3 separate regions of the Mus musculus genome follow, and regions 2 and 3 are each linked to region 1. The links are chromatin loops, found by intact Hi-C in ENCODE. Cell type or tissue: heart. All regions are shown on one strand.

Region 1 (8,000 bases):
GGATCTAGCAGTTGCTCCGTCCCACAAGGTAAGCAAGCAATCAAAGAAGAGAGAGAATAAATCTTCCTTCTTCCAATGTCCTTATGTAGGTCTCCTGCAGAAGTGTAGCCCAGATTAAAGGTGTGTGCCACCACACCTTTAATCCCAGATGACCTTGAACTCAGAGATCTCCCTGTTTTAATCTTCTGGAATTCATAGCCACTATACTGCAAGATCTCCATGCCAAGATCCAGGTCAGAAACTTGTATCTCCCAGACACCAGATTAGGATCACTGGTGAGCCTTTCGATTCTGGATTGTAGTTCAGTCCAGATATAGTCAAGTTGACCACCAGGAACAGCCACTACAGCTCACGAAATTTTCTATGCTCTCTATGTACTCTGGTTTTCTGCTAATTTTACTCACAAACTGGTTTAAATGATATCCTTGAAATAATAGTTCAGTGAATAAAATACATATTACTGAGGAGACTTTAGAGCCATTACGAAGACCAGTATTTTCATATTGACCCCATAGGGTTATCCTTCCTTTTACTTAAGAAAGAACAGAATGTTGCAACCTAGAGAACCTTGGAGACACTCAAGCTGTAGACCATGTACCAGTCAGTTTGACTGCTGTTAGAAGGGTCCCTGCCTAGTTCTGTTTACTATCCCTTCTTATTCTGTTGTTGTTCTTATAGGAAAAGAGTATGATTTCTATTCTCCACATAGAGATATAGACTTTTAAATTTCTAAGATTAGAATTACTTAGTAGAAGAAGAAGGGAATGAAAGAAAATAAAACTTGAGACCTGTGATTCATGTAATTTATGTCAAATAGCCCAAAGAGTTGTTTGTGAGCTTTGAAACCTGGGGCTGAGAACATAGCAGAACAGGCCAGGACATGCCCGGGCAGGCCCTTCGTTAAGATATTCCTGAGGCTACTAGGCCATAAAGATAAAGAGAATGACATGTTCGGGCTGGCCCAGCATCTCCCTATCTCCCGCCCTTCTGACCTAAGTTAAATGTTATCTGCATGTACAGTCTGCTGATGTATAAATGGACCAACCATGTGAAATCACGCCAATTCCTCCTCCAGCCCTAAACCCTTTTCTATAAAAACCCCTAGCTTCCAAGCCTCGGGGTCGAATCCACTGTCTCCTGTGTAAGATATGTTTCCGACCCGGAGCTCCGCTATTAAACTACCTCTTGTATTACATCAAGATGGTCTGTTCGTGATTTTTGGGTGCACGCCGAATCGGGAACAGAGTGGGGGTTTCCCCACTAGGTTCTTTCATGTCCACAGCAGGGGTGTGTTTTTCTAGACACAATTTTTTTTCTCCCTTCATTAACATTATTTATCAACTTTTAAGAACATTGTATAGCAGTCAGGCATGGTTGTTTACCCTGAAATCCTTGAATTTGGGAATCTGGGGAGGGAGGATTGATGCACGTTTAAGGACAGTCTGGGCTATACAGGGACATCCTGTCTCAAGACTCTCCAAATGATATATTGTAGGCTTGTGTGTCCCTAGTCCTCTCTGCCATAGGGCAGGGCAGGCTGGGGAGGCAGAATGTAGGGAGCTTGACTGTGCTTATCTCACAGGAGTGTTGGGTTGTAGGGAAGCCCCAGGAGGCACTGCTCCTGGGTAGGAAAGCACTATCTGAAATGTGGGGAAGCAGGAGCTGTCTGGGGGTCTCTGGGCCTACAATGAGGCCAGGGCTGTGGGGTTCTCAGGCTCCTGGACATCCAGGCACCCCTGGGAGTTGTGGAAGAGCTGAGAACAGAGTGGGGGGCCTCAAGGGATGGGTCTAGGGGGGTGTGAGGGTAGGGAGGGGAGCTCTAGGAGTGCAGAGAGAGAGGCCTTCTATGAGAGATTAGGCAGTGGCTCTGTAGGTGAAGGCCTTCTCCATGGCTCCCTCCGGCAGATCTTGATGAAAAGAGTCAGTCCATAGTTCTGAATTGTTTATAGCCGTTGTGGAAAGTGAATGCATAAAACCATGCCCCACTTCTCAGGGTGGGCCTGAGATTAAATACCTTTTTTGGGGGAGGCTTGTCTGGGAAGGGAATCTTATTGGCAACGCCCACCCCCCGGCCTCTAGGTACCACATTGGCATGGAGATCTCTTTTCCTCTTGTGTTGGTCTGAAATGTTGTGGATGTCTCATCAAAATCTGGAAGGGCTTGGGGCTTTGCCCTCATGTGACTGATGGCCACAGATCTATGGGAGAGGGCTGTGTCTATGTGACAGGGGCCTGGTGCCCCAAGCAGGCAAAGCTCCTACCATCCCTTCAGGTCTCTGGGGCTTCCAATCCTTTAGCTCAAGGGAGGACCAGGCTACCTCTCACAGTCCACTGCTTATAAAATCACAGTATATTCCTTATAAAATCTTCATGGTAACCTGAGGCTGTTCCTGGACAGCTGTTCTCTCTATTTTATCTTCCTGGGTCCCTTAAGACATTTACATTTTAACCCTAGATCTATTTGTTTAACCAGATAGTAGATTCTTCTAAGCTAAAATTTAAGACATAGGACACCATAAACATGCTTTAGCCCTTGGGGGCTGAGGATTGTGGGTATTGTTGGGTATGTGAGAGTTACTATAAAGATGAGTAAGTCTGGTTCCCCTCCCCGCATTGTTCTCCAGTCTTTGATGGGACCCTTTACTCAGTTTCTGCTTCATGCCATTCAGATCTTTTACACAGTCTACTCATTAAATGACACTTTTAGGTGGTTATGGTCTTGTTGATGTTGAACTACAGATAACGTAGAAGCAAAAAGCAGACAGGCCGTCCACGGCAGAGCTAAGCAAGTTGTTTTGACCGTAACCCACAGCAGATGTTACCGTCAGGACTCTGTGTACTGTGATGTACTCTGATCTAGTCCCTCCCCATCCCATGATGCTTGCTACGGCCTACAGAGTTGAGTTCTCAAGCAAAACTGTGCTCCGTTTCATGTGCTCTGTGGTTTATGAAGCTCAAATAGCCAGGTTTAAGAAGTTTTGGTTTCTCTTAAGAAATATCTGGTGTCACTCATGGAGGCTCACACCTCCTGTAATTCTACCACTTGGGAGACTAAGACGGAAATAGTGCTGAGATTTCAAGGCCAGCCTGGATCTTAAAACACCAAAGCAGTTGTTTTTATTTGTTTTGTTTTGCTTGTTTGTTTGTTTCATTGGTTGGGTTTTTTTTTTTTTCTCCTTATTATGAAGACTCCTTATCTATTCATCAGTTGGGATCTCTTGTCATATTCTCTCTCTCTCTCTCTCTCTCTCTCTCTCTCGGTTTAGTATCTTGAGTTAGGGCCTTACTGAGTATTCACGATCCTCCTGCCTCAGTCTCCTGAGTGCCAGGATTTCAAGTGTATGATACCATGTCTAGCTTGGCCAGAGCTTTTTGTTTTAAAATACAGTGTCGTGGATAGAGGAGACAGTTTTGCTCTATTGGAGTCTTATCTACTGAAACTTTTCTACTCGCAGTGGAGTCCTGGAACTGGAGAGAAATTCCGAGGGCAGGTCAGAAGCCTCCACTCCAGGGTGTCCCAGTTAAACCTTTCCAGGTTTAGACTGGGAATCCTGATAAAGTAAGTCACAAAAACGTTAGCTCTTTTCTCTTTTCAACATGCCCCTCTGCACAGCACTGGCCTCCAGCGTGGTTTACCAGCGATCAGCTTGCTGAAGTTTTGATGTCCCTGCAAAGTGCCCAGGTGGCTTGTTTTACTTTGTTTTGAGTTCCCCTGGCGTTCCTTCCAGGTCGCAGTTGCACGGTTGATTTGTTGACTGTGGTTTGAGGTCAATAAGAAGCTTATTCTAGAGAAAGGTGGAGAGAAAACAAAACAAAACAACCACCCAAGATTCAATTGCCCGCGTCAAACAGCTGAGGAAGCTGAGTGTTGTCAGTGGTCGTGAAAAGGAAGAGTGACGTCACTCATTGGTGAAGCAGAGTCGTGTGCTGCCATCTATTGGTAATTCTGTAAAACTGCAGGGTTTAAGCTTTTAATGCCACTTGTTTTAAAACTATCTTGGGAGTGGGGGAGAACTAAGATTCATTTCACCTGCTCTCTAAAGTTCTCCTTCCCAAGCAGCCTAGATCTAGTTAAAGACACTGTGGCTGGCAATGACCTATCTTTAACCCGGAAGAAGCTCCTCAATACGGGAGACCAAAGGGACGGGGGGAATTCCCACACCGGCTCCTGACTGTCCAAGCCGACACACTTCCCCTTCAGGATGGTTTGAGGGAAGAAGAGCCTGTCTGCACGTCTGAGAGATTTCAAAGAACACTCTGTTCTTATCCTTCAGATCTCTGATTGCTTCATGGGCTTTCTGAGAGCGTGTGCAGAGGGGAGCTTTTACACCAAACAAAACAGCTCCTGGGTGTTTGATGCCTGATGCTTCTACGTTCTCCAGTGTCTGGATGGTTTGTCTTTGAGTGAAAAAGGACATTGCATTCCCACCACTTCCATTATCAAAGAGGCTCAGTTCATTCACAAAAGGAAATTGATGCCTAAATAAAGTTAACAGAATTCTATGTTTAAAGGGTTTACACTGGAAAAAATAATCACTTAGTGGCAAATACAATTTAACTAATTAGGCAACTATGTATACTTGTGAGATTTATTTCAAGGGAAATGAATGGCCATGGTTCTGTGGTTCTGTGTGTTTGTGTGTGTGTGTGTGTGTGTGTGTGTGTGTGTGTGTGTGTTTGTGTGTGTATAGATAGATAGATAGACAGACTCTTCTTGTTGGATGCTCAGATACATAAATGAGCAATGAAATTAAAATCTTTAGCCCTAAAGCCACAACAGTAGGAACTGGTAATAAGTAGTTAGGTGGAAGCATGCAGGGAAGGAAGGTGTGTGGAGGGGCAGGTCACCATTTTTTTGGGGGGGGGGGGTGATCAAGGTGTGCCTTAGGAAAACTGCATCTGAACAGAGACTCCAAGTGTGTGGAAGAGTTAATCTTGTAGGCATGAATAGGAATATACTAGATGTGGGGGTCAGAGGGAGTTTGTGCAAAGGACCCAGGCTGTGTCTGGAATGGTAGTCTGAGACAGTGTTCATGGTAGTACAGAGGGACAGGTTGGGCAACTCCTCTTGAGGAAGCTGTCTTGCCCTTCCTCCTCCAGCAGTAAGACTTACACCCAGGGCTTCATGCACGCACGCTGGGCAAGCAAATCTACTAAGCTATACTATAACTTTGGGTTTTAGTCTTAAGTGCAAGGAGTCACTACTGTCTTAAACCAAGGAACCCTGTAATTTTGCACAGCTCTTACAAGAGTTACTCCAGCTGGCCCTTTTAGATAGAAAATAGGCAAATAGGCAAGGTAGGAGATCCATAGGAGACCTAAATTCAGTCAAGCTAGGGACACTGTTGGCTTGCACTGCATTTATAATGGGGTAGGGGGTTGAGAAATGATGAGATTCTGTACGTCAAAATTTAATGACAGATTCATGAGAGCTATGCAAAAGAGTGGTCCAGGACACAAAAACCCCAGGATTTTTTGTCCTGAGCACTGGCAGAAAACTGGCACCATATGGATCTGGGAGATGGCTAGGCAACCCTTACATGCTAGACACAGAACACAGTGAGTTCTCTTAGTTTTCCTGGAGGATACCTGGTCTGGCTGTCTGATCTCATTTGCATATGCAGCCAGAAGCGACCATTTTCAACCTTTCTGACCATAATTCTCCTCAGCTAACGTTTCTAGAGGAGTGCGGTGGGACATGCTGTAAACCAACACTTAGTAGGCAGAAAGATCCCGGCTTGTGAGGCCAGCCTGGGGGTTGTTTCAGCAGCCCTGTGGATGCTAATGTTCCTGCTATAAAATGGCTTAGTATTTGTACACACTCTTCTTCCTGTTGCTTCCAATCAGCTTGGGACAACTCACTGTGCAGGTGGTGGAATGTGGCTTGTAGAATCCATGGACACGGAACTGACTAAGCTTTGTGCTTTATGCCTGGACTGTGTGCTTCGCCTTCTTCCTTCTCTTTCAGAGAAGCCTGATCCACCCTCGCAGCAGCAGCAGCAGCAGCAGCAGCAGCAGCAGCAGCAGCAGCAGCAGCAGCAGCAGCAGCATTGGGTTTCCACCAGGTGTCCACAGTCAGGAAGAGCGGAGATTCTCAGGCTCCCTGCTTCCCAGCAGCAGCCCTGCCTGGGATTTGCGTTGCTTGTGTATCTGCCCACAGTCAGGAACAGCGGAGACTCTCCGGCTCCCTGCTTCCCAGCAGCAGCCCTGCCTGGGATTTGCGTCGCTTGTGTATCTGCTTCAGAGCTCTTCAGAGGGAGAGGTCTGCAGATGTCAGCTTAGACTGTGCCTCTTACTCTCCTCTTCTGCCTCAATTTTTCTTTGTTCTTTCTACTTTCCTTGTTCCTGGGTGGGGTGTGTGAGTTTCTTTTTTACTGTCCCCGGGACGGAAGCCAGCGTTTCATGTGACCTAGACAGGTGTTTTGCTGCTGAACTCTGCTCCCAGCCCCTTAAACATCCGCTCACTTTTTTTTTTAGTTTTCACTGCATTCTCAAATTTACTCTAACTCCAGGGGCTGGCCTGTGTATTTTAGAATGATTGTATTATAGAGAAAGCAGCAAATAGGAAAATAAAATATGCAAATTCTGTAGCTATGCAGAGGTAGAAACAGCTGCTTTTTACCCTATGAAGAAAAGGGTTGTTTACCAACATGCCTGTTTACAAATATGTCTGCATATCAGTATGCCTGGCCTTCCTCAACAGCTCTATCTTTCAGGGTTGTGACAACCAAAGAAACATCCCCGACATTGCTAAATGTCACTAGGTGGTACCACAGCCCCGGCACACACTTCTCATAACGTGGGCATCGTGTACAATTACACTTGGCCACACACTCTTTGATGTACTCTATAAGGTCTCACTCTGCCTTCCCTGAGTCTCCCACTCCTTCCACATTTCTCTGTGGTCCTTTTTGTCTTGATGGAGTGGGCCCTGCTTCTTCCTAACCACTCCATTTGTTTGTTACCTTCACAGGTACCCTAGCCACAAGCGCTCTCCCAGGTCTTAGGTGTTTACAGTGGAAGGAAGCAACTGTTCCTTTATGGACCGTCTGAATGCTATCTTGATTTAGTACTTTCCTTCTTAACTTAAGAAATATTGTTTTGTTGACGGTAAAGCTGATGATGGAAAAACTTTAAAAAAAAAAAGTTTTAGATGCCAAAATAATGCTTGGCAGAAAATCCTGGGAAACTCCCAGGTTAGTGGGGAAATTACTGGTTTTGTATGATACTATAAACGGTCACTAATCCTGAGAGGAGACGGATTTGCTGGATTGCAAAGGGGAAAAATGAGAAAAACAAAATTTGTTATGAAACATTATCTGAATGGTATGATTATGCAGTGGCAGAATAGGAGTTCAGTCTTCCATGTTATAATCAGAGAAAGAAAGTTAGGACTCCTCAAAAAGTCACCGAACGTGACCCTCTCACTGGGAAAACAGCAAGGCAGGATCACCAGCCATACAACAGGTAGAAGCAGCATTGAAAGTTGGGTTTAAATTCACATTTCTTTGTTCCCTGATGTTTGATGACATTTCGTTCAAAATGTTGCAAACTAAACAGGGACCTTTTTCTAAGTGTGAACCAGTGCAGCTTACAGAAGTGTCTTGTATTCTGCCCTGAGGCTCATGTTCTAGCTCCTACACCTCCTTCCTTCCTTCCTTCCTTCCTTCCTTCCTCCCTCCCTTCCTGCCTTCATTTCTTCCTGCCTTCATTTCTTCCTTTTTTCCTTTCTTCTTCTTTTCTTTTCTTTCTTTCTTTCTTCCTCCCTCCCTTTCTTTCTTTCTTTCTTTCTTTCTTTCTTTCTTTCTTTCTTTCTTTCTTTCTGTGTTTATAAAATATCATTCCATTAAGGAATAAGAAATCTTGATGTATTTGGAGTTCTGGGGTTGCTTCTTAATGTCCCTTTCAGCATGGCAAAGCAATATATCACCACTGCTTCTTTTAAAAAGGAAATAAAATCCTAAGGACAAGTACAATAGAGCGCCTGTATCCATAGAGCAA
Region 2 (8,000 bases), 230 kb before region 1:
ATGACTTCCCTTCCTTTCCATCAACTTTACACAGCTTATTTACAGGGCCAATCGCAGCCCAACATAATTTTATCTAATGTCTCCCTTCAAACTAGAGAAGCTAATAGTACTAATCTCATTGGATCTACACAAGGAACACTTTAGTTCATGTCTCAAAGTATTCAGAATAGAGCCTGCTGTACAAGGTTTGTGTAAACTTTGAGCTGTTTTAGAGACGTTGGTATAAAGGGAGAAAAAAGCTGTTTTCTAAAATTTTTATCATGCCCAAGACTGCCTGTTCTTATATCTGCTGGCAAAGGTCTGCTTTGAGGTCCTGACATTAATTATATTCTCAAGAATTTCATAGTAAGCCCCCAAAATGGATATAGGATGCTGTGAGCAAGGGTCAAAGAAAAGAAAAGAAAAGAAAAGAAAAGAAAAGAAAAGAAAAGAAAAGAAAAGAAAAGTCATAGAGTCATGTGTTAAGCAATTGGTTAACAATGGTAGCTTAGGCTTATTAAGCAAGCAGCATCTCTTACTGGGAGGGAGGGAGGGAGGGAGGGAGAGGGAGAGGGAGAGGGAGAGGGAGGAGAGGGAGAGGGAGAGAGAGAGAGAGAGAGAGAGAGAGAGAGAGAGAGAGAGAGAGAGAGAGAGAAAACTGCATTTGCATACTGTTCCAGGCATCTAGGTATGCTATGATGAACACAGATAAGAGATTATATATATTTTTTCAATGCTCAAATCCCCATCATCTGACCTTTCACCTGAATAACGGTTTTGGACCTGGGACAAATTATTAGGCCCTCTCCTTGGATACCCAGCTTCTCTCTTAGCACAAAACAAGTTCCCTTTCTTGGGACAACCTGTGTCCAAAACCTTTACTCCTGCCATTGGTAGTCTCATTACTGCTTAAGATCACTACGATTTTAAACCCTTTCATTCTTGGAATTCGAGTCTAAGTATGGGCTAACCACGTAATCTTCGATGGGCTGTTTTATCTCTGATCTTTGTTTCCTTCAATTTTGAGCATTTCATAAGGATTAGTCAATAGAGTGCTACTAGTATTATAGCAATACTTGGAGCTGTTGAAGGGTTGGGAAAATATCATATCATAGTCATAATAATATTGGTAGTATTTTTGAGGTCGTAGTATCTTATCATTAAACCTGTATAACTTTACTATGAAGTGGGCTCTATTTTTAACTTTGTGTCAAAACAAAACAAAATAAAATCACAAAAAATCAAGGCTTATAGAGACTCTTTTATCATTCAACTAACCTTTATAGAATGCTTTGTCTATAACCAGTTTTCTAGAAGCTCAGGATTCACCAGTACAAAACTTTCATTCTAGTAGAGAACATCAAATCAATGACTAAAACTACTACAGACTGTTCAGAGTTCTTCAAAGTAGACAACAGAGTCTTGTGGGAGTTTCTTAGATGGTTAGCTAACTCTCCATGGAGTAACCAAAGACGGAACAAGAAAGTATTCAGTTGTGAAGGCACTGCAGGGAAAGAGAAAAAAGTGTTCAAAATAAGATGGAACAATGCTGAAGAGCATCAGAAATGAGGTCTGCGGGTAATGAAGACACGAAGATCCCTCAGCACTGTGACAAAGAGCTGGACATTCATTTTCCTGCAATGGGGAGACTGACTAGGGAAAAAGCAGAACAATGATGATCTATCTAAGTTAAAACAGTTAAGTAACTATCTGATTTGGTGTGGTGAAAGGTTTATAAGGGCGTGTATGTGTGTGTGTGTGTGTGTGTGTGTGTGTGTGTGTGAGAGAGAGAGGGGGGGAGGGGGAGGGAGAGGGAGATGGGAGAACAGAAGAACAGGACTAAGGTAGATGAATGCATGTGAGTAATGAGACACCTGAATTTGATGTCTCACTGTATAATTCAGGCTGGCCTGGATCTCACCACGTAGTCCAGGCTTGCCACAAACTCATAGCAATCTCATATCCTAGATCTACCAAGTGTCAAGATGATAGGCATGAACACTCGGATGTTGTTACTTATCTTTGAGGTAGAGTCATTTTGACTGAATGATGGGTTTGGGGGGGGGGGATGAGAGAAAGCACTAGCCAGCAAAAGATCTCTAAGTTCAGCATCTAATCATCTTATAACCAATGATTAGAGTAAAAACAGGTTCTGAGAAAGAAATAGGGTATGCAAAGAAAGGAGGCACTTGAGTGAGGAGTTGAATGAGAGGGTTCCATGCAAGCGTCCAGATCTGGGGTCTGACAGGAGATAAAAATATGGGTCTGTTTGCATATACAGGAACTTAGAACCCGTGGCCTGAAGGAGAGAAGATACCCGGAGAAAAGGATCCTCCTCCAGTCTGAATGCTGAAAAACCCGAATCCTGATAGAAGAGACAGAGGTTAAGTGTCCAGGGATGTGAGGAGGGAAATTTGTTCCAGGTCATTAGTTAATAAGGAGTTGAATCCAAATTCTGAAGGCAGTGATTGTGAGGATTCCTGTGGGGTCAGACACAGAAAGAACCCTCTGCGTGGCCTCTGTGGCTCTTCCACTCCAAACTCCACATTTAGGCAGACTCTGAGAGATTCTCCCCTAGGTGGTCTCTAGGCACCATGGATGTTCCTAAAGCAGTCTAAAACATACAGGCATCTAGGTACTTCTTAAGGTGCTGTTTGGTAGATTGTAACACTACTACAACACCCATCTATATCTTCTCCCTCATTCACTCACTCATCCGTCAAATACTGCGTGTTTGCCATCAGATCCTGCAGTTCAAGCCCAGAGGATAACCTGGGAAATAACCCAGATGAAGTTTCTGCTCTTGCAGAGCTGATACTGGGAAGGGGGTTCCCCATTCCACCTCTGTGCCTTCATGGCTTCTCCATGGCTCATATTCATTCCCAGACTCACAAATGTTCTTTCTACCCTCCTCACCCTGTTCTTGCCCTCTACTTATTCAAATCCTCCATTTCTGTAGAAGACAGCATGTCTAAAAATAGCATGTTATGTTCTTGCTTGTGAGTACTGATCTATCTGCCTTTGGTTCTTGCTCCCTTCTGCAGAGATGCACACCTGCCTACAGAGAGATCAAGGGCCTCCCAGCAGACCCCAATATGGCAGCTTGTGCAGAGATAACAGATCTCTCTATATGCAAACTCATCAAAGAAGTAAGCCTAACAAAGCAGGCACATAGAAGGGGTTGGAATCTGAACCTTAGTGGGTGAATGTAGTGGGCATTGAGAGTTGCAGAGAAAAGAATGGAGTCAGAGGAAATAGTAAGTGGGATCTAACAAACTGCTTCAGGACACACAGGGAGAAGGCCAAGTCCAGGAGACCCAGGAAAGAGATTCTGGCTGTTCTAATTTATCCTACCTAGCACACTACCTGTCACTAGGATCAGAAACAGAGCTCTATTCTGTGCTTGTCTTAGGAGCCCAGGAGCAAGGGGAGCCTCCTGTAAGAAAGGTCAGTTCATCTTCAGCAGCACAAACTATATTAGGAACATTTTTCTGGGTGTTAACCTAATTAATACCAAAGCCTTCTCAATCACGGGGATTAGTCTAATGCTCTTCTATGAGTGGTGGGTCACTGGTGAGTTTTCTTATAGTCCAGTAGATGGAGCTATAGCTTTGAAAGGTTCTAGATGCTTCTATTGCTGTGCCCACAGGCTCTACCAAATGTAGGAAAGAAGGAATGAGGAATTAGCAATAGAAGAGTGTTAGTCAGTGTAAAGCAACTTGGTATAGAATCTGTGATTGTGTAGTTCCTGGTCTCAGTATCTGACCCCCAGAACACAATCAGTAGTGAATGAATACTGTGTCATCAGTTAGGAATAAAGTTAAAGTAACAATTCTCCCCTCCTTATTCTTTGTTTTGCTCTGATTGTTTGTATGTATATGCCTTTTGGACACTCATATCCAATTAAAATTTGGAATAACTATGTGAAACTTGCCTTCAGGTTCAAGTTGGTGCTTAAGAGAACATATTGGAAGAGACATACGCCCCAAAAAAAAAAAAAAAAAAAAAAAACAACAACAACAAAAAGCAACCAACCAACCAAACAAACAAACAAAAAAAACAAGAAAAAACCTGCTAGAGGCTCCCATCTGCTTCCCAGGCCCCAATACTGTGGCCTGGGCACTGTTTCTTGAAGGGTTTCCCTGCTACTTGCATCAGAGTTGTCGGATTTATTTGCCAAAATTCCGGTTCCTAGCCATACTCCAAACAATCAAATTTGGTTCTTTTGCAAACTAAGCGTAGAAATCTGTCTCAGATAGGAAGGGCAGCCAGCAATCACTTATCTGAATTCTCAAATTGTGAAGACTACTGAAGACTCTGGAAGGTATACATTTTTATTTTGTTTGGTTGTTTGTTTTATACACTCACAGTATAAAATCTGACCCATTTGCTATCTGAAGCCTAGTTCTCCATTTAGATTACCTGGCATAGAAATGCACACATCCTTTGTTATATAGATAGTAATGTGCTGGAGAAAAAGAATCTGCCCCTCACACTCTTGAGGACATCATGCAATGTATACTGAATTGTGACTCTAAAGTCCAAAGACTTTTTTGAGTTTAGAGGTATGGCCTAAATGTTTCAGATGATAGTCTTAAACTATGTTTTCAGGCCCTCTCTGAAGGTGATTTTTGAAGCAGGTATATTTCAGGTTCTGGGGTAGGGAGAGCCTAAATAAATAGTCTTGAGCAAGAGAAATAAAGATGCTTGCCACTAAACCCGATGGCCTGAGTTTAATCCCCAGAATCCACTTGACAGGAGAAAACTGACTCCTGCAAGTTGTCCTCCAACCACACAGTGTGCATAAGTATAAATATGAGTGTTCACAAACACACACACACACACACACACACACACACACACACACACACACACACACATACTTTTCTAACAAACAAACAAATAAAAAAAAATCTGGGGGGTTGCAATTCTCATCCCTGAAAATGAAGGATGATCTTAAAGACTTTTGATTCCTAAAATTTTGACTCTCATGTTTCTTCAATGAAAATTTTATTACTTGTATAAGTGTTAGATTATAGCACCTTACATAGTTTTGTTTTTAAATTTTGAAGAGAAAAATCTTTCTCTTTTAGATTTGTAAAAAGATTAATGGTGTGTGTGTGTGTGTGTGTGTGTGTGTGTGTGTGTGAAGGGAAAGAAATGTATTTAGGCTGTTTAATATTTTTATGTTCCAGGGCTGAGGGCATAGTTCAGGGTTACATGTTTGTCTGGCGCCAAACGATCCCCAACTTTGACCTCAGCATCCCATAAATTGAATGTGGTGAGGCAGAGACAAGAGGATCAGAAATTCAAGGTCATCTTTGGTTACATAGCAAGTTCAGTTCCAGGGCAGCCTAGAGTTAAATAAGATTCTGTCCAATAAGAAAGAAAGAAAAGAAAACAAAAGAAAGGAGAAAAGGAAAGAGAATAAAAGAGAAAAGAAAAGAAAAAAGAAAACTTTTGTGATCTAATGTATAACTACTAGAATCCAGAAGTCATGAATACAGAAGGAGTCATGGAATATTTTAGAACTCCATATAAGATATGGAGGACTAGAGAGGTAGACTAAAAGAAAACTGGAAATGCTTTCACTACCAGCACAGAACTTAATTAGGTCAAAAGTCAACAAGCTGCCTTCAGCAGAATTCTCATGATCCCAAAGCCACATGACTGGGATCTCTTTCTATATGGTGATGTTATAATTAATGATTATATAAAAAGCCCTATTAAGTTTTGAAACAAGATGTTAAAATGCCCAATTAAGACATTCATATAACACAAATTGGAACAAAACAAACAAACAAACAAACAAACAAAAAACGGAGGTCTAAGTTCACTTCCTCACGAACAATAGGCTGCGTTGTGTTCTTACACAAGGTGTCCATTGAAGTGCTGATGTCCAGCTCCTTCGCTGGAACCTTACTTGGAGATAGTAATGTTATACAGATAATCTGTGAACGTGTGAAATGCTAAATTAAAGGCTCTAGGATGAGCCCTGATCCACGTGCTTGTTTTCATATGGAAGGAAAGTCTGTGCTTGGAGATGCAGCTCCCTTGTTAAATTTTTTTTTTATCAATTCTTTGTGAGTAGTTTTACATCGTGTACCCCAATCCTACTCCCAGTTGTCTCCCCATCCTTTTATATCTTCCCCCAGCCCCACAAAAGCAAACAAATAAATAAAACATAAAAAAGCCTCATTGTGGAAGCTATAGTGTGTCACAGTGTCACACAGTACACATTTTGTCCACACTTCTTTACTTGCAAATGTTCATTGCAATGAGTCACTGGTCTGGTTCGACATCTCTGGCTTCTACTACACCATCAGTACTATCAGACTCTCCCCTGGACTCCTCTTGGATGTTCTGTTGTTAGCCTGTTTCCTGGAGATCCTGCAGCTTTGGCAGTTCATAGATGAGATCGATATTGGGGTGAGCCAACCCAAAGCCCTGGACTTGGGTTTGGATTTATAACAGTTTAAGTTGTTAACAACATAAATTTGCACAAAACCCTGTCCTTTAACTTCTCCTGTCCCCATGTTTTATTGTTAATGCCATTTACTTACTTATTTGTATATTGTGCCCCTTTAGGCCCTTAGTGGGCTTTCAGTTATCTTTAAGTCATTTGCTTATCACCATTATATTCTTGGGCTTTTTTTTGTACATGATTATAATTTTTTTCAATCAACTTCATATGTTTTCTTGTTGTCAGTTTCTTTCACTTCAACATGTAGGACTGGTTCCCTTTAGATTTCTCTTAACGAGTTTAATAATAGTAAAATACCACTGATTTTGTTTGGTTCAATACGTTTTCTTCATTCTTAAAAGACAGTCCTATGTGGCATAATATTGTTGTTGTACGCTAATTTCTTTCTCACATCCTTCTATCTCCTGACCCGAAAGATTTCTCCTAGAAAACCTACAAAGACTTCTACAGAATCTTTCTTGTGCAGTGAATTAATTTTCCCTTGATGTTTTCAGTGGCCTCCCCCGTATTTCAGCCCCCAGAATGCAGTGGTTCTTCTTTGCTTCCTTCATGTTAAGCTACTTGTCTATGGTGTTTCTCCTGAAATAGCTGTAGGTTTGCTAGAATAATTATATCAACAAAATAGTTAATCTAGGAGAGATGAATAAATAATCCCTAGAAACATATCACATGTTCATACAGAATTATGTGAGTAAATCAGTAATGACAAAAGAGATTAAATCATTGATCCAATACTTCCTAATGGATAAGAGTCTAAGACCTAAATATAAATTCTACCAAACATTTAAAGGATAATTAATACCAGTCCTTACGCTCTCAAGTCATCGAGGGAACAATTCCAAGCTGATTTTTCAAGGACAATGTTACCATGAAATGAAAGCTAGATGAAGTCTCTGAAGAAAAGGAAATGATAGATTACTATCCCTGATAAACATGGGCATCTCCTCAGTAAATATCTGCAGAACAGTTTCAACAGCCCAGAAATGAGATCAAACTCCATCATCAGAAAAAGGTGTTCCGGGGAGGCAAACATGGCTCAACATCTACAAACCAAAACTTACCATAGGGCTCAGCACAAAATGAAGGGTAACTAACACAAATATCTCTGTAGATGCAGGAAAGTCATTGGTCCAAGTTCAGTCAGTTAGATCGTCTGTAGGACAAAATCAAAGCTGACATGTTTATGGATGCGAAGTTACAAGTGCTTCCTTGTAAAATACTAGGAGCAACATGAGCATACTCACTCTCTTTTTTATTCAGTGCTGTACTGGAATGAAGTCCTAGCTAGAACCATTAGGCAAGACACAGATTGCGAAGGGAAGAGTAAAATTGTCTCTGCTTACAAATGACATCATCTTCGATATGGAAAACCCTAAACATGTCACCGAATATACTTAGAATAAATGAATTCAACACAGTTGCAGGAAACAAAAACCAATATGCAAAAGCTAGGCATGCTTTTACACATTAACAATGAATGTGTTACCAAGTACAATAAAATAAATAAGGAAAACAATCCCACTTAAACTAGTATAAA
Region 3 (8,000 bases), 270 kb before region 1:
TTTCATACTACCAAAAACAAAATAAGGGAAACACACACACACACACACACACACACACACACACACGAACACCACCAACATCAAAATAACAGACATTAACAATCATTGGTCATTATATCAATATCAATGGACTCAATTCCCTAATAAATGACATAGCCTAAAAGAATGGATGTGAAAATAGAATCCAGCATTCTGCCACAAGTAACACAACTCAGCAACAATTATAGATATTACCTCAGGGTAAAAGGCTGAAATTTTTTTTTTCTAAGCAAACAGACCCAAGAAGCAATCTGGAGAAGCCATTCTAATATCTAATAAAACAGACTTTCTCTAGCTGCATATGTATCCGAAGATGGCCTAGTCAGCCATCACTGGGAAGAGAGGCCCCTTGGTCTTGCAAACTTTATATGCCCCAGTACAGGGGAAAGCCAGGGCCAAGAAGTGGGAAGTGGGTGGGTGGGGGAGTTGGGGGGAGGGTCTGGGGGACTTTTGGGATAGCATTTGAAATGTAAATGAAGAAAATACCTAATTAAAAAATAAATTTAAAAAAGTTAAGCATAAAACAAAAACAAAAACAAAAACAAAACAAAACAAAACAAAACAAAACAAAACAAAACAAAACAAAACAGACTTTCAACCAAAATGTGTGGAGAGCTTTTGGGGCCACATTGTTGGAATTTGGTAGGAGTTTGCCATTGGGTTAAGTCATGGAAGAAGGCTCAGGCAGGAATTTGACTTTGGGCCAAGACTCAGGAAATAGGTTCAGATTAAGAATATTTACATTTGGGCTAGTGCAAAGTTCAGAACAGGCTCAGCCAAGGAGGAGTGTGTAGCATTTCTTTTATCTTGGTCATCCCGATGAGCCCCTAGAAACAGTGTTTATGAGATTTTGTTTATTGCCTTGCTTGTTCCTTGACTATTCCTGTTTATTGCCTTGTCTGTTCCTTGACCTAGAATTGGTATAAAGGCAAACTGAGAAAAAAATAAACCCACTCCAGCCTCAGAACTCGCTGGGGTCCTGCTACAGTGTTGTCTAATTGTCTTCTTTCCCTTTTAGTCCTGCACCCTCCATAGAGACCCTGTTGACTGACTGAGCTGACTTGGTCAGATGATGCCTCAATGTCGGGTTCCAGTAAGGGGGATCCAGAGAAGGACACAGCAGGAACAGGAAGTGCATGCAGAGGAAAATCTGGGCCAGAGGTGAGAAAACCCCTAAGAATGGGGCAAGGTAATGGTAGACCGCTTTTGGTATATATGCTTAAGGATATGCTTAAAGCTAGAGGCGCAAAGATAAGTCAGAGACAAATTACCCAGGTTCTGATTTTTATAGGAGAAATCTGTCCTTGGTTCCCCGAGGAAGGTACAGTAAGTTTATAGACATGGGAGAAAGAGGGAGAAGGGATAAAAGGGTACTATACAACACATGGCCCTGAAGAAAATTTCCATAGATGCTTTTAGCCTTGGGACCTTAGTAAGGAATACCTTAGATCCTAGACATGAAAGTGTAAAATTAAGTAACATATTGGAAGATGCAGAAAGTGAAAGAAGAAGAAAGACGAATCTGTTCCATCTGCATCTCCTATTTCTGAGTTTGTAGACAAGGCAGGAAAGAGTGGTGAGCCACTTGACCCCGGAGACAAAACTGAATCGAAGAAAGGGGCTGCTAAGTACCATAATGAGGACTGGCCTCCATTTCAGGAGTCTCTTAAGGTATTTTTTGCAGTCAAGGATATCCCAGGGACAGAAGAAGATGAAACAAAAAGAATTATCTGGGCTTGTTGAATAATTTCAGCAAGTTCTCAGAGAACAAAAGAGTGGTGAAAGTTCAGATTCTGAGGAGAACGTAGTGCCAAACATGAAGATTTTGCCTCCTCCAGTGACTTTCAAGCGTAACCAAATAATCATCAGAGGTGGGTGACAGAGGGAACTGCATGAGAGAGGGAGTGAGGAAGGGAACAGGGGTGGCGATGAGGTGTGCCGAGAGGAAAGGGCCGGGACTGAAAATAGAAACAGGTGGGGGCATCTCAGGGAGTAGCTGGAGACCTGGGACTGGAGAGACTCCGGGGTGTCTTTGGGGGTGACCTTAACTGAGATTTCTACCAGAGGAGCCTATGAAGGCTGAAGTGGCCATCTCCTGTAATCAGGCAGGAATTCCAGTAGAGGGAGGGGGACATCAAACCACCCACAAAACCTTCCACACAAAATTTGTCTGGCCTAAAGTTGCACAGGGATAAAGATGAAGCAGACACAGAGGGAATGGTCAACTAATGACTGCTTCAACTGGATACCCATCCCATGTGAGGGCCAACCCCTGTCTGCTATGCTTGCAGACAGATACTTAGTATAACTGTTTCCTGAAATGCTTCATCCAGCAGGTAATAAGAACAGATGCAAAAACCCACAGTCAAGCATCAGGCAGATCTCAGGAAGTCATGTGGAAGAGTGAGGGATAGAATTGAGAGAGCCGAAGGAGTCAAGGACACCATAAGAAGACCTATAGAGTCAACTAACTTGGGCCCGCGGGGGCTCAAAGAGACTGATCACCAACCAAAAGGCATGCAGGGGTTGGACTTGGGTCCGCTGTGCATTTGTAGTAGATGTGCTGTTTCATGCTCATGTGTGTTCCCTAAGCATTGGAGAGGGAGGGCAGTCTCTGACTTTGTTGCCTGCCGTTGCCCCTCCCTCTAACTGGGCTGCTTGGTTGGGCCTCAGTAGGAGAGGATATGCTGAGTTCTGCTGGGACTAGATGTCCCAGGACAGGGTGGTACCAAGGGGGCTTCCCCTTCTCTGAGGAGAAGGGGAGGGACTGATGGGGGTTGGGATTTGTAAGGGTGGGACTGAGAAGAGATGAAGGAGGGGTTGCAATCAGGATGTAAAGTGAGTAAATAATTTAATTAAGTCAAAAGAAAAAAACCTGAGTTTAGACACATAGAGACAGTTCATTTCTGTAAATGAAAGGTTCTGAAATCCAAGTTCCCTGATGCCAACCAAGCCCCAGCCTTGTAAAATCTTTCTAGGAAATAGTAAGTAGTCAACCCTAGTTAGGTAAATTCTTTTTTTGCACAACTATGTCTAGTCTAGTTGTAGGCTTCATTTGGAAATTTTCTGCAGGCCAACTACTCAATTGTAAGAGATGGCTAGCAGCAAGATCCAGGAGGTTAGAACTCAAGGTTGATGATGGAGGTGACTTCTAGGCAGGTCTCCCTGATGCTTGACAGCCTTGTTTCTGTTCCTTCTCATATATTCCCAACATAGTCATCAGTGATCATGGAAACAAGGCCAGAACGTGCCGTTTCTGAACCTGAATATTCCCAAGCCTGAATATAACTTCAGTGACAAGATGGACGCCACTTTTCCGGGTGCCTCCGATTCCAGCACATGACACTTCATTGAGGGGAAACTAGAGAGTGGTACCGATGAAGACTTCAGTCATTGTAGCTTGTTGTCCATAAGGACTTCGGTCTTCATAGCTCACATTCACAGAGAACTATGTCACCATAGGAACCTCGGTCATCACAGCTCACACTTCACAGGGCCCTCTGCTGCCATAGTTCACTGCTCATAGGGACCTCAGTCACGATAGCTTACTGTTCACAAGGGCCTTGGTCACTATAGTTCACTGTCTGTGGGGACCTCAGTCATTGTAGTTCAGTGTTCATAGGGATTTCGGTCACCATAGCTCACTCTTCACAGGGCTTTTTGTTGAGATTCTCCTTTAGGCTACAACATCCTGTTCTTGGATGACCTAAAGCCACCGTCTTAGAGGATTTGCCATTCAGTTTTCAATCAAAGCAATTCTGTAAATTCACACTAAAAACGAAGCAAAGGAAGTAGAGGCTACACTTGAGTGAAAGCCCTGTCCATCTGATGCCATCTCCAGAGACAGCATCTCCTCTCCACTTCTCGCACTCCAGTCAGTCTCTAGCCCCTTGTTAGAACAACTGGATCTACTTTCTGGGGTGAGGCAGAGACAGACAGACAGGTAAATAAAAATGCAGAGACACACACAGTGTCTCTGGAGGGAGAGGATGAAAAAAAGGGAGAGGGAGAACCTGGTGTACGGTTGTACCAAATAAGAGGAAAAGGAAGACAGGATGGAGGAGGATTTAAAAAGGATTAAGAGACACAGTGGATTTGCTGATGGGTTGTGGAATGAAAAATGGTTTTCAAGGTCCTCTGAGTTGCTTTGGGGAGTAGTATCATTGTTCATAGTCTCTCTCCCTCCCTCTCTCCCTCCCTCCCTCCCTCCCTCCCTCCCTCCCTCCCTCCCTCCCTCCCTCTCCCTCCTTTCTCCCTCTCTGTCTTTCTCTCCCCCTCTTTGTCTCTGTCTCTATCTGTCTTTCTCTCTCTCTCTCTGTGGGAAAAGTTCCTTGCTATAGAAAAAATATGTATCTGTACCATTATATCAAGTATATTTTACTTTTACCTTTAAAATCTCTCTCTGAGGGTTAGGGGTATAGTATAGTGGTACAGTGTTCATCCAATCACCAGCATTGCCAACAGCCAGTTCCATGCCCCCTTTTGCTAGTCCAGTAAATTTAAAATTAATCAGGGCGAGCTGAAAGGGAGATTCAGGAATCCACAAATCCTATGGAAGAGTTTACAGGCTGTGAACTTACAACAAAGATTTGTTTTAGGCTCAGATTTTTCTGTATTCAATTTGGGAACAAACTATTCCATCTGCCTGAGAGAAATAAAAATCTTAAGGGGAAGGAGTAGCTTTGAACACTGGGACTTTAACCATGAAGAGAGACAATATCAATTATTGCTCGCCTATAGTCAAGCAGGACCCAGTTCACTGTCAGACACTTGAAACAGTCTGAACCCAGCTATTTGGTTGAGTATATAAATTGACCACCAGATGGCAGCATATGATTTTTAAAAGAAACACTACTCCCCTCCCCCCACCTTCCAGCCCCTGCACACCACCCCCACACCTCCAAAGTGTACACAGAGAGGTAGACATCACCCATAGTGAACATTTTTCTTCTTGTTCCTAAAATTGGAATGAAATGAGGAATAACACAGAGAAGTAAGAAACAGAAGGAAAGAAGTAAGCTGAAGGAAACGTGGGAGGGAGAAGATTTAAAAAGAAACTAAAAGAAAAAAGAAAAAAAAGAAGCATATCCAACTAGATGACAGTTCATCACAAACGACAACGGGCGGGCTGCTGATGTAGGAAAGTTCCGAGGGAGGAAACGGTGCTATAACCACAGGCATTCACAGCCTACATGTGTGAGTGAGTACAAGATAGACTCTTGACCTTCTTCTAAAAGCAGCTGTCTCCTTGGGAAACTACAAGAATGAGTTTACATTTTCAACATGTTTTCTTTTCTTTAAGGCTCGAGTTACCTGAATTCTCCATTTGTATTTGAAACTTATTTTAATCAGTGTTCTTCAAGGAGGTCATGCACACTGGATTCCATGGTTGGACATGCAAGTAAGGGAAGTGACTCAAGACAGCAGAAAGTATTCAGACACATACCAACAGGGATGCATCCATGTAATAAAGAGGAAAGACACACACCAACAGGGATGCATCCATGTAATAAAGAGGAAAGACACACACCAACAGGGATGCATCCATGTAATAAAGAGGAAAGACACACACCAACAGGGATGCATCCATGTAATAAAGAGGAAAGACACACACCAACAGGGATGTATCCATGTAATAAAGAGGAAAGACACATACCAACAGTGATGTATCCATGTAATAAAGAGGAAAGACACACACCAACAGGGATGCATCCATGTAATAAAGAGGAAAGACACACACCAACAGGGATGCATCCATGTAATAAAGAGGAAAGGAGAAGGAGCTTTGAGCCAAGAAGCTCATGACCTGAGAGGGATTCTCGGGATCTGTCTCTGACTCTCCACGGACCACAACCACTACCCAAGACCATTCTTCAACTTCTTCAACTACTCTCTCTTTCCTAACTAACTAGTATGTCTCGAGAGTGTAAGATGGGACAGATCTCACATAGTGGTGATAGGCTTGGGCATTGAGGCTTCTTTGAGTAGGGCTTTCTACCTCTACAGTAACGACATCTTGGATTGGATAATTCTTTGTGTACTCTTTCCATTATAGCATAGTTAGTAGCCTTCTGGCTGCCACTTGCTGGATGCCAATAATACACCCCTACCTAGTTTATGGCATCCAAAAGCATCTCTAGACATTGACAAGTGTTGCCTGGGCAGGAGATTTGCTACCTTCCCTGTTTTGGAACCTCTGCTCTAGAAAGACTCTAATTATAGGGATGAAAGACATTATAAAGGCTCTGCTTTCTTGCTTTTCTTCTCTTGGGAAAAATTCTTTCTGAATCAAAAGAGAAATGTATGCTCAAATATCCAGTAGAGATTTGCAAGTATTAAAGCCATTCACAAAATGTGTTTCTTATGGCTAGGATAATGTTCTCTATATGAAATAAAAGCAACCAAATATATCATTATAAATATTGTGTTAAGCAGAAAGTGGCACATGATATGCTAAGGCACACAGGTAATAAAAGTATTTATATAGAGAAAACCAACTAATGCTGATTGAAGCTTTATTGGGTACCAGATACATTTTTTTGTACATTTCTACTCGTGTTATATAAGCATACAACATCTCTATGCAGATATATCATTTGCATTTCAGATGAAGATAATGAGACTGAGAAGAGTGTAATTACTACCTCAGAATTCTATTTATAGTCAGAGTGGAAGAGCAGATTAAAACTCTGATCATGTTCTATCTCTGGACATGAACTCTTACACATCTTACTGTTGAGTTGGGCATGGACATAGGAAAGGAATATAATGTCAAAAACATGGTTGATGCAACTTAAAAGTCATAGAGGTTGCAAGAAACTCTGCCTCAGACAGGAATGTATGATATTTTTTTGGGATGAGATAAGGGCTAGGAAGATGGGATGGAGAGGTGGGAATGGGGCTACCCTTTGAGGAGTAGTGGGATTGTAGAATAGTGCAATGGACGACCTGTTTATGTTTCTTCCTTTTTGAATTCACATTGTGGAACCACGGTCCTAATAAGATGGTGTTAGGAACTGGGATGTACTGCCTTTGGAACTTAAGTGTGTCAGGATGGCAGAACCTCTGCAATGGGACTACTGCTCTTATGAGAGAGCTAGCTTACTCTCCCTTTTCTCCATTGTGTGACAATATCCTTCTAAGAAGTCAGCTATCTAGAAACATGAGGAGACAGACTCTCATGAAAATTTGTGTCGCCTGGGACATACATATATTGGACTTTCTAGCCTCTATAAGTATGGGGAATAACAGATTGTCTACCTGTAATTTATTATACTAAGACACATATGGAGATCTAGGGTGAGGAGCCCATCCCAAGACAAGGAAGTCATCAGGTTATAAAGGGAGATTAGTACCAGAGGGCAGGTATCATAATCTAACAGGTCAACAGTATGGATCTTATTCAATTGTTATTTTTAAAAATTGAGAAATCTTGGGAGGGGGGAGAGATTTGGATTTCTGAGTATTCTTGAACTAGAAGTGGCAACATAGTCTTAATCTTTATATCTCAGTTCTTTGTCACAATCAAAGACATGCTGCTGACATTAATGAGATTTGAGTTCTCTACTCTACCCAAATTCATATCATATCCTGTTCATTTACTCTCCTCTCTCTTGCTTGGATTTTCTGATTAACTCCCACGAACAGAATAATTTCCAATCTTAAATATAAAAACATATTTGAGAAATGTATCTGCTAACACAATTGTATGATTTCTCTAATAGCCCTGTGAAGATGAGACAGCCTGGTCATGGTGGTATACACCTGTAATTCCAGACAAAGTTAAGAACAGAGGATTGCCATGAATATAAGGGCATCCTTGTCTCTTGCCATGTGACTGCTGTGACTACAGGCATACGCCACTGCATGTGCTTTTATACCCAGATAGTCTAGGCATCCAAACTCGGGTTGTCAGACTTGCATGGCAGCTTTTCCTTGCTGATCCCTTCCTGTTATCCCTG

The links. Peaks named below come from ENCODE experiments on the same cell type or tissue, not always from the same donor. Only the 100,000 strongest peaks of a DNase experiment are listed, where the experiment ranks them.
Region 2: a loop joins it to region 1, with 9 times the contacts of the local background. A loop is called at or near these places in 27 of 42 quality-filtered maps.
Region 3: it touches region 1 in a loop (7-fold over the local background); 24 of 42 quality-filtered maps call a loop at or near these places.

What each region holds. Positions count from the first base shown.
Region 1 is chr10:19,182,231-19,190,230 of GRCm38, forward strand. The region is part of intron 2 of Gm20139 (predicted gene, 20139); the gene reads left to right. Among named protein-coding and RNA genes, the nearest start is that of Gm20139, 44 kb to the left of the region's middle. In heart, a CTCF peak has its summit at 3,916 (motif pointing left); no DNase peak of the experiment used is centred here; H3K4me3 peaks cover 1,765 bases; H3K27ac peaks cover 1,213 bases; H3K27me3 peaks cover 1,332 bases.
Region 2 is chr10:18,950,295-18,958,294 of GRCm38, forward strand. No RefSeq gene overlaps it. Among named protein-coding and RNA genes, the nearest start is that of Tnfaip3, 61 kb to the right of the region's middle. In heart, a CTCF peak has its summit at 3,568 (motif pointing right); no DNase peak of the experiment used is centred here.
Region 3 is chr10:18,912,340-18,920,339 of GRCm38, forward strand. No RefSeq gene overlaps it. Among named protein-coding and RNA genes, the nearest start is that of Perp, 71 kb to the left of the region's middle. In heart, CTCF peaks have their summits at 4,848 (motif pointing right) and 5,048; no DNase peak of the experiment used is centred here.